2 separate regions of the Homo sapiens genome follow, and region 1 is linked to region 2. A link is a loop called in an ENCODE intact Hi-C map of the cell type or tissue named here. Cell type or tissue: mammary epithelial cell. All regions are shown on one strand. Links, peaks and the distances in the headings refer to the core of each region. The heading gives the core; the rest is flanking DNA. Region 1 has its middle 6.3 kb from the start of CREM. Region 2 overlaps CCNY (cyclin Y).

Region 1 (2,922 bases), core at 206-2,705, 430 kb before region 2:
TCCTTAAAGGTTGATGTTTTCCAATGCTCCTTGCGTGTTCCTTTTATCTAACATTGGATGGAGTCTCTCTGGCTCACATTTTCTTCACCTACACATAGCAGCCGAACAAATAACATTCAAAGTTTGTTAAATAATTGTGTAACTGGGAAATTCAAGGGACATTTTCAACCACATTCTCAATCTTGGAGGAGGTAAGGCTCAGTTTCAGCTTCAAAGTACCTGTTTTCATTGGTTCAGTTATTTTATCTTAAAAAGGAGGTAAATACTAAACAAAGTTAGAAAAAGAATTCTAAAGGTCCAACTCTCTATTTCTGTGGATCTCCATTTGCACTGTGGAGTTGCTTGAGCCATATAATTTTACCATGTTTATCTCTGGTGGATGTCAGTTAATATTAAGTGGGTTATGGACTAATTTTAGCTCTCTGTGAAAATCAACACACCCAGATTTTAAAACAAATATTTTGGTACTCATATCTAGGTATACTATAATTTTTAGGGAGGTTTTAAAATTAATTTTATTTATTTATTTATTTATTTATTTATTTATTTATTTATTTATTTATAGAGACAGGGTCTCACTCTGTTATCCAGGTTACAGTCCAGTGGTGCAAACTCCTAGACCCAAGGGATCCTCCTGCCTCAGCCTTCCGCCTAGCTGGGACTACAGACATGCTACCACATCTGGCTCATTTTTCTTTTTTTTGGTAAAGATGGGATTTCACTATGTTGCCCAGGCTGATCTCGAACTCCTGGCTTCAAGCAGTCATCCCACTTCGGCCTCCTACCTCAACCTGTGTTGAGATTATAGGCACAGGCCACCTTGCCCAGCTCAGGGAGGTTATTTTTTGAAACTCTTTTCCTCAGACTATATTGCTCTCCTAAGCCAGTCTGAGGTTACTCTTTTGGCTCCACACATTAATATTTATTTCTTATTCTTACCTTTTCAGAACATGGCAAAAAAACGTTTGGCCCCAATTTCTTTGCACAGCCTAGTATCCAGAAAGAGAGAAAACTGATCATCTATGGGGACTGCATGTATTATCAAGCTATGGTATTCAGATTTATTTTATCATTTAAATGATCATTTCCAAATTTTGTATACTAAAAACTCAGATATAGAAGTCCCTGAGTGAATCTGTACACAGAAAGGCTTAGACACAAATACCAAATTAATTGTCATGCCAGGCTGGGCACAGTGGCTCATGCTTATGATTTCAGCTACTAAGGAGGCTGAGTTGGAGGATCGCTTGAGCCTGGGAGGTGGAGGTTGCAGTAAACTGAGATTGCACCACTGCACTCCAGCCTGGGTGACAGAGGGAGACCTTTCTCAATAAATAAATAACATAAAATATAAATTGTCATACCTGGGTGTTGGGATGGCTGGGTTTTCTAGTCTCTGTTATAAAAAGGTTACATTTTATTTGAAGAAAACAAAGTATCCACATGATGGCACTATAACCTACAAAATAAGAGGTTGTCAATTTATGAAGACCAAGAACTTGGTAAATTCTACTTAGAGTACTTACTACTCTAAAATGCTGAAAGGAAATTGCCTAAAGAATGTGCTGAAAAATGGCTGGGCTCATGCGTGTGAAATCTCAGCAATTTGAGAGGCCAAGGCAGGCAGATTGCTTGAGCTCAGGAGTTCGAGACCAGCCTGGGTGACATGGTGGAAACCCCCTCTACGAAAAATACAAAAATTAGCCTGGCATGGTGATGCACACCCGTAGTCCCAGCTACTCGGGAGGCTGTAGTGGGAGGACTGCTTGAGCCCAGGAGGTTGAGACTGCAGCGAGCCAAGATCATGCCACTGCAATCCAGCCTGGGCCATAGAGTAAGAGATCCTGTCTCAAAAAAACAACAAAAAAAAGAATGCTGAAAAATAAGGCATTTTATATACAAGGTAATATGGATATAATTCCCTTATGTTTTATAGAGACTTACTGGCTAATCCTTCATATCCCTTTCTAAGTTCATTTTTCCATGATTTATTTAATAACAGTATCTTAGTCCTAGTGTGAGCACATGACCATGTTGGGAGCTACTTAACGCATTCCCCATAATGTCATGTCTTCCTATAGGCGATTCTAGCAGGCAATTCAGGAGCTATTAGAGAAAGAGTGTTAACTGAGACAAATGCCATCCATGGAGTTTATATTCTGGCCGGAAGATAGGCTTTATTTATTTATTTTTTTGGGATGGAGTCTCACTCACTCTGTCGCCCAGGCTGGAGTGCTGTGGCGCGATCTCAGCTCACTGCAACCCCCGCCTCACAGGCTCAATTGATTCTCCTGCCTCAGCCTCCCAAGTAGCAGCAACTATAGGCACACCATCACGCCCAGCTGATTTTTTGTATTTTTAGTAGAGATGGGGTTTCGCCATGTTGGCCAGGCTGTATGATATGCACTGTATTAAAACCTTTATGTTATTAGCTAATGTATTCTTCTTCACAAACACTTTATGCAGTACTAGGATCCCTGTTCTACAGCTAAAGAAAACTAGGCTGAGAGAGGCGCTAAGGCCACAGAACAAAAATGTGGCATGGAGCCCTTTTCCAATATGAAATATATTGACAATAACAATCTTCCTCTTTTCCTCATGCCTTTCTTCTCCCTTAATGAGGCATGGTGGCACATGTCTGTAGTTCCAGCTACTTAGCCAGCTGAGGTGGGAGGATTGCTTGAGCCCGGGAGGTCGAGGCTACAGTGAACCATGATCGCACTACTGTACTCCAGCCTAGGTGACAGAGTAAGACCCTGTCTCAAAAAAAAAAAAAAAAATAAAAATTAGTTTAGTTTAACGACTGCAATCTTATAGTTTTAAATAATTCAGGAGCTTGGGTTTTTATTATAATATCCTTTAGTGATAGTTTTAAGTAGTTTCCTGAGTACACAGCACATCAGATTTAGAGGTTTAAGTTTA
Region 2 (2,922 bases), core at 208-2,707:
TTACAATGTGTGGGTGCCCAGCCTCATGCTCACGCAGCGTTCTCCTGTGTGCATGTCTGTCTCCAAGTTTCCCCTTTATGTAAGGGCCCCAATCATATTGTGTTAGGTCCTGCCCTAATGACCTCGTTTTAACTCCACTACATCTGTAAAGGCCTTGTCTCCAAATAAGGCCTTATTCTGAGGCACTTGGGGTTAGGACTTCAACATATGCATTTTGGAAGAGGGGACACACTGTAACCCATATCCACAGGATACCAACAGAATCGTGTAAGATTTGTATTAAGATCTCTCCAGGGATACCAGCAAGGAGGTTATTGCTGTAGTTTAGGGTAAAGATTATACTTTATATTAATTTATTAACCTATATTAATAATATAAATGTGTATTCCAGGCTATTGGAAAATCTTCCAGCATCAGGTACAAAAAAGAATCCAAATGTGAAACTGGCAGAAATTTTATAAACAGAAAATAATAATTACTTTTTTAAATTATTTTTGTTGGCCATAAAAGTGATAATTTATGGAGCATTGCTGAATACAGGGAGTTTAGGTAGCTACCCCCATTCCCTCAAAATAGTATGTTTATGAGACAGCACTCTGGAATTAGGGTGTAATTGAGAATGGAGTGAAGCTACCAACTCACTTCACAGTCTTCACCCGTATGATTTCAACCTCAGCCGTATTGGAACATGCTCTAATCATCCAAACCAAACAGCTGAAAGACGGCAGATTTAAAGTCCAGAAAGAAATTATATCTGGTACAGATTCAGACAATTAACCGGCCTAGTATTACTCTTTAAAATTGGATTGGAATAATTTCAGCATCATTGGGATCTCATTTGCATATATCCTCAATTCCACAAGTTTTATCCCCTCCAAATGCCTCTGAACAGCTTTGTGATGTGCAGTCAGCTGATGCCTCTTTGTAGCTCCATAGTTGCTCATTAACCTGTGGTTTCCAGAGAGACTTCTTAGGATAGTCATTCTCATGAATTAAATCTGAAAACTTAACTGAGTAAGAGTGACCTGTTAGCAATGGTCGTGGGATATTGTTTAGAAAAATCAACCGTGTATTATTTTACTTGGCAGAGAGTTAAAATATCCAAGTGGGAGTTTACTAAAGAAGTTGCAGCTGACCCTTGACTATAGTTTTATTGGCAAGTTTTGCTAAATTACATATTTTTAAGTCTAGCTTACCATGAATGCCTTATCTCCCAATATAGCAACTGCTTTCCCTCTGTTACAGGATGTATTGTGTTGTCTGATTGCTTCAGTTAGCCGTAATGGAATATCACACCTGGTTCATGACTGTTTGTTTTTTTCCCAAACATTAAGTATTCTCTTAAATATTACTAATATAGTTATTAATATTCATCAACTAAGGTAAGTTAAAAGTCAGAAGAAAACATAGTCAGCTTTTTGTATTGAGCCAGTGAGCACTGACCTCTGCGGAGAGCTTGGGAGGTTGCAGCGCCTCATGTCTGTAAAGGAGTGGAATCTCTGGGATCTGGGTGAAGATTGAGTCACAGTCTTCTTTTTCTGCTGCTTTAATGATCTGGAGGTTTACTTAGGCCCAGTCCCTGTTTTCTGCTCTCAGCACAGTGGTATTGCACATTTTCTGGTTGTCTCTTTGTTGGAGAGTAAGAGGATTTGTCATCAGCCTTTGTAAAATACGCAGCCTGGGGCCCTAAGATCAGTGCCAGCTAGAATTCCACTGAGCCTCACCTAGATCTTTATCTGAAGAGTTACGATGTTCACACAGAGGACAATTATGATCTAAAACATTAGCTTATTCTTTCTGTTCAAACTTAATATAATAAATGCCGTTAAAAATGAAAATCTCCAAAAATTGATAAGGTTATTCAGCTCTCTTGAGTGACTTTCTTTTTTCCACCAACAGTTGTCACACTCAAATGCTATTGTTGAGTGAAGGACCCTTGGAAACCCCCACAAAGGCCTTTCCAGTGCAGTTACAATGCCGTGCTTCATGACTTCCTGGGCCTTATTTGAAGGTCTCTTTGGCTTCCCGTGTGCCCATAGCTGCCTCCTCTGAACTTTGTTGTTCACCACTGCACCTGTCTCACAAGCCAAGGACTCAGTTTCCCTTAATTCACTACACCTTGTCGATGCAGTTCTCTTTCCTGAATGCCATTATTTGTGGTCGTTTTACTAGCGAATCACTCGTATGTAGTCCCGCTGACTTCCTTTGGGCTGGAAATCTGCCCTTTCATAGCTCTTTCAAGAGCCTGCCGGAGCCCTGTGTGGATGCGGTCCCTTGTCGTCCCTGCAGGACCCCATATGCCCATGATGCATTCAGGGAGCACGCTCTGCCGGCCCCTGGGCTAGATGCTGCACATACTGGGGATGAGATGAGGGTTTATCCAGGCTTCCTATCCAGGGAAGAGGCCCTTACACTACTGAGATAAATGCAGCATTGGGAGCAAGCAGAGGGTCACCCAACTAATTTGGGAAGGTCAAGGTGGTCTTTCCCTGTAATGGTTTTCCATTTTATTATCAGTATACTTAGAACCTCTTACTACAGCTTATTGGCTATTTGCCTTTGGGATTTGAAACATGTTACTCCACTTGACCCATGAACAACTCCAGGGTTAGAGGCATGGAACCCTGCACAGTTGAAAATCCACATGTAACTTTTGACCCCCCAAAACTTAATAGCCTACTGTTGACTGAAAGCCTTACCTGTAACATAAACATTTGATTATTATTTATTTTTCGTGTTATATGTATGCTATACTGTATTCTTACAATGAAGTAAGCCAGAGAAAAGAAAATGTTAAGAAAATAAGGACAAATATATATATACATAAATATAAATATATATATTTATGTATATATATATATATATATTTTATGAGACGGAATCTCGCTGTGTCACCCAGGCTGGAGTGCAGTTTCACGATCT

Evidence for each region. Peaks named below come from ENCODE experiments on the same cell type or tissue, not always from the same donor. Only the 100,000 strongest peaks of a DNase experiment are listed, where the experiment ranks them.
Region 1: a loop joins it to region 2, with 7 times the contacts of the local background. A loop is called at or near these places in 4 of 110 quality-filtered maps.

The regions. Positions count from the first base shown.
Region 1 is chr10:35,119,047-35,121,968 of GRCh38, forward strand. It overlaps a transcript of CUL2 not described here. Among named protein-coding and RNA genes, the nearest start is that of CREM, 6.3 kb to the right of the region's middle. In mammary epithelial cell, for the core only: a CTCF peak has its summit at 1,465 (motif pointing right); no DNase peak of the experiment used is centred there.
Region 2 is chr10:35,545,445-35,548,366 of GRCh38, forward strand. All of the region lies in intron 7 of CCNY (cyclin Y), which reads left to right. Among named protein-coding and RNA genes, the nearest start is that of GJD4, 58 kb to the right of the region's middle. In mammary epithelial cell, for the core only: a CTCF peak has its summit at 1,472; a DNase peak (open chromatin) is centred at 1,617; H3K27ac peaks cover 2,387 bases.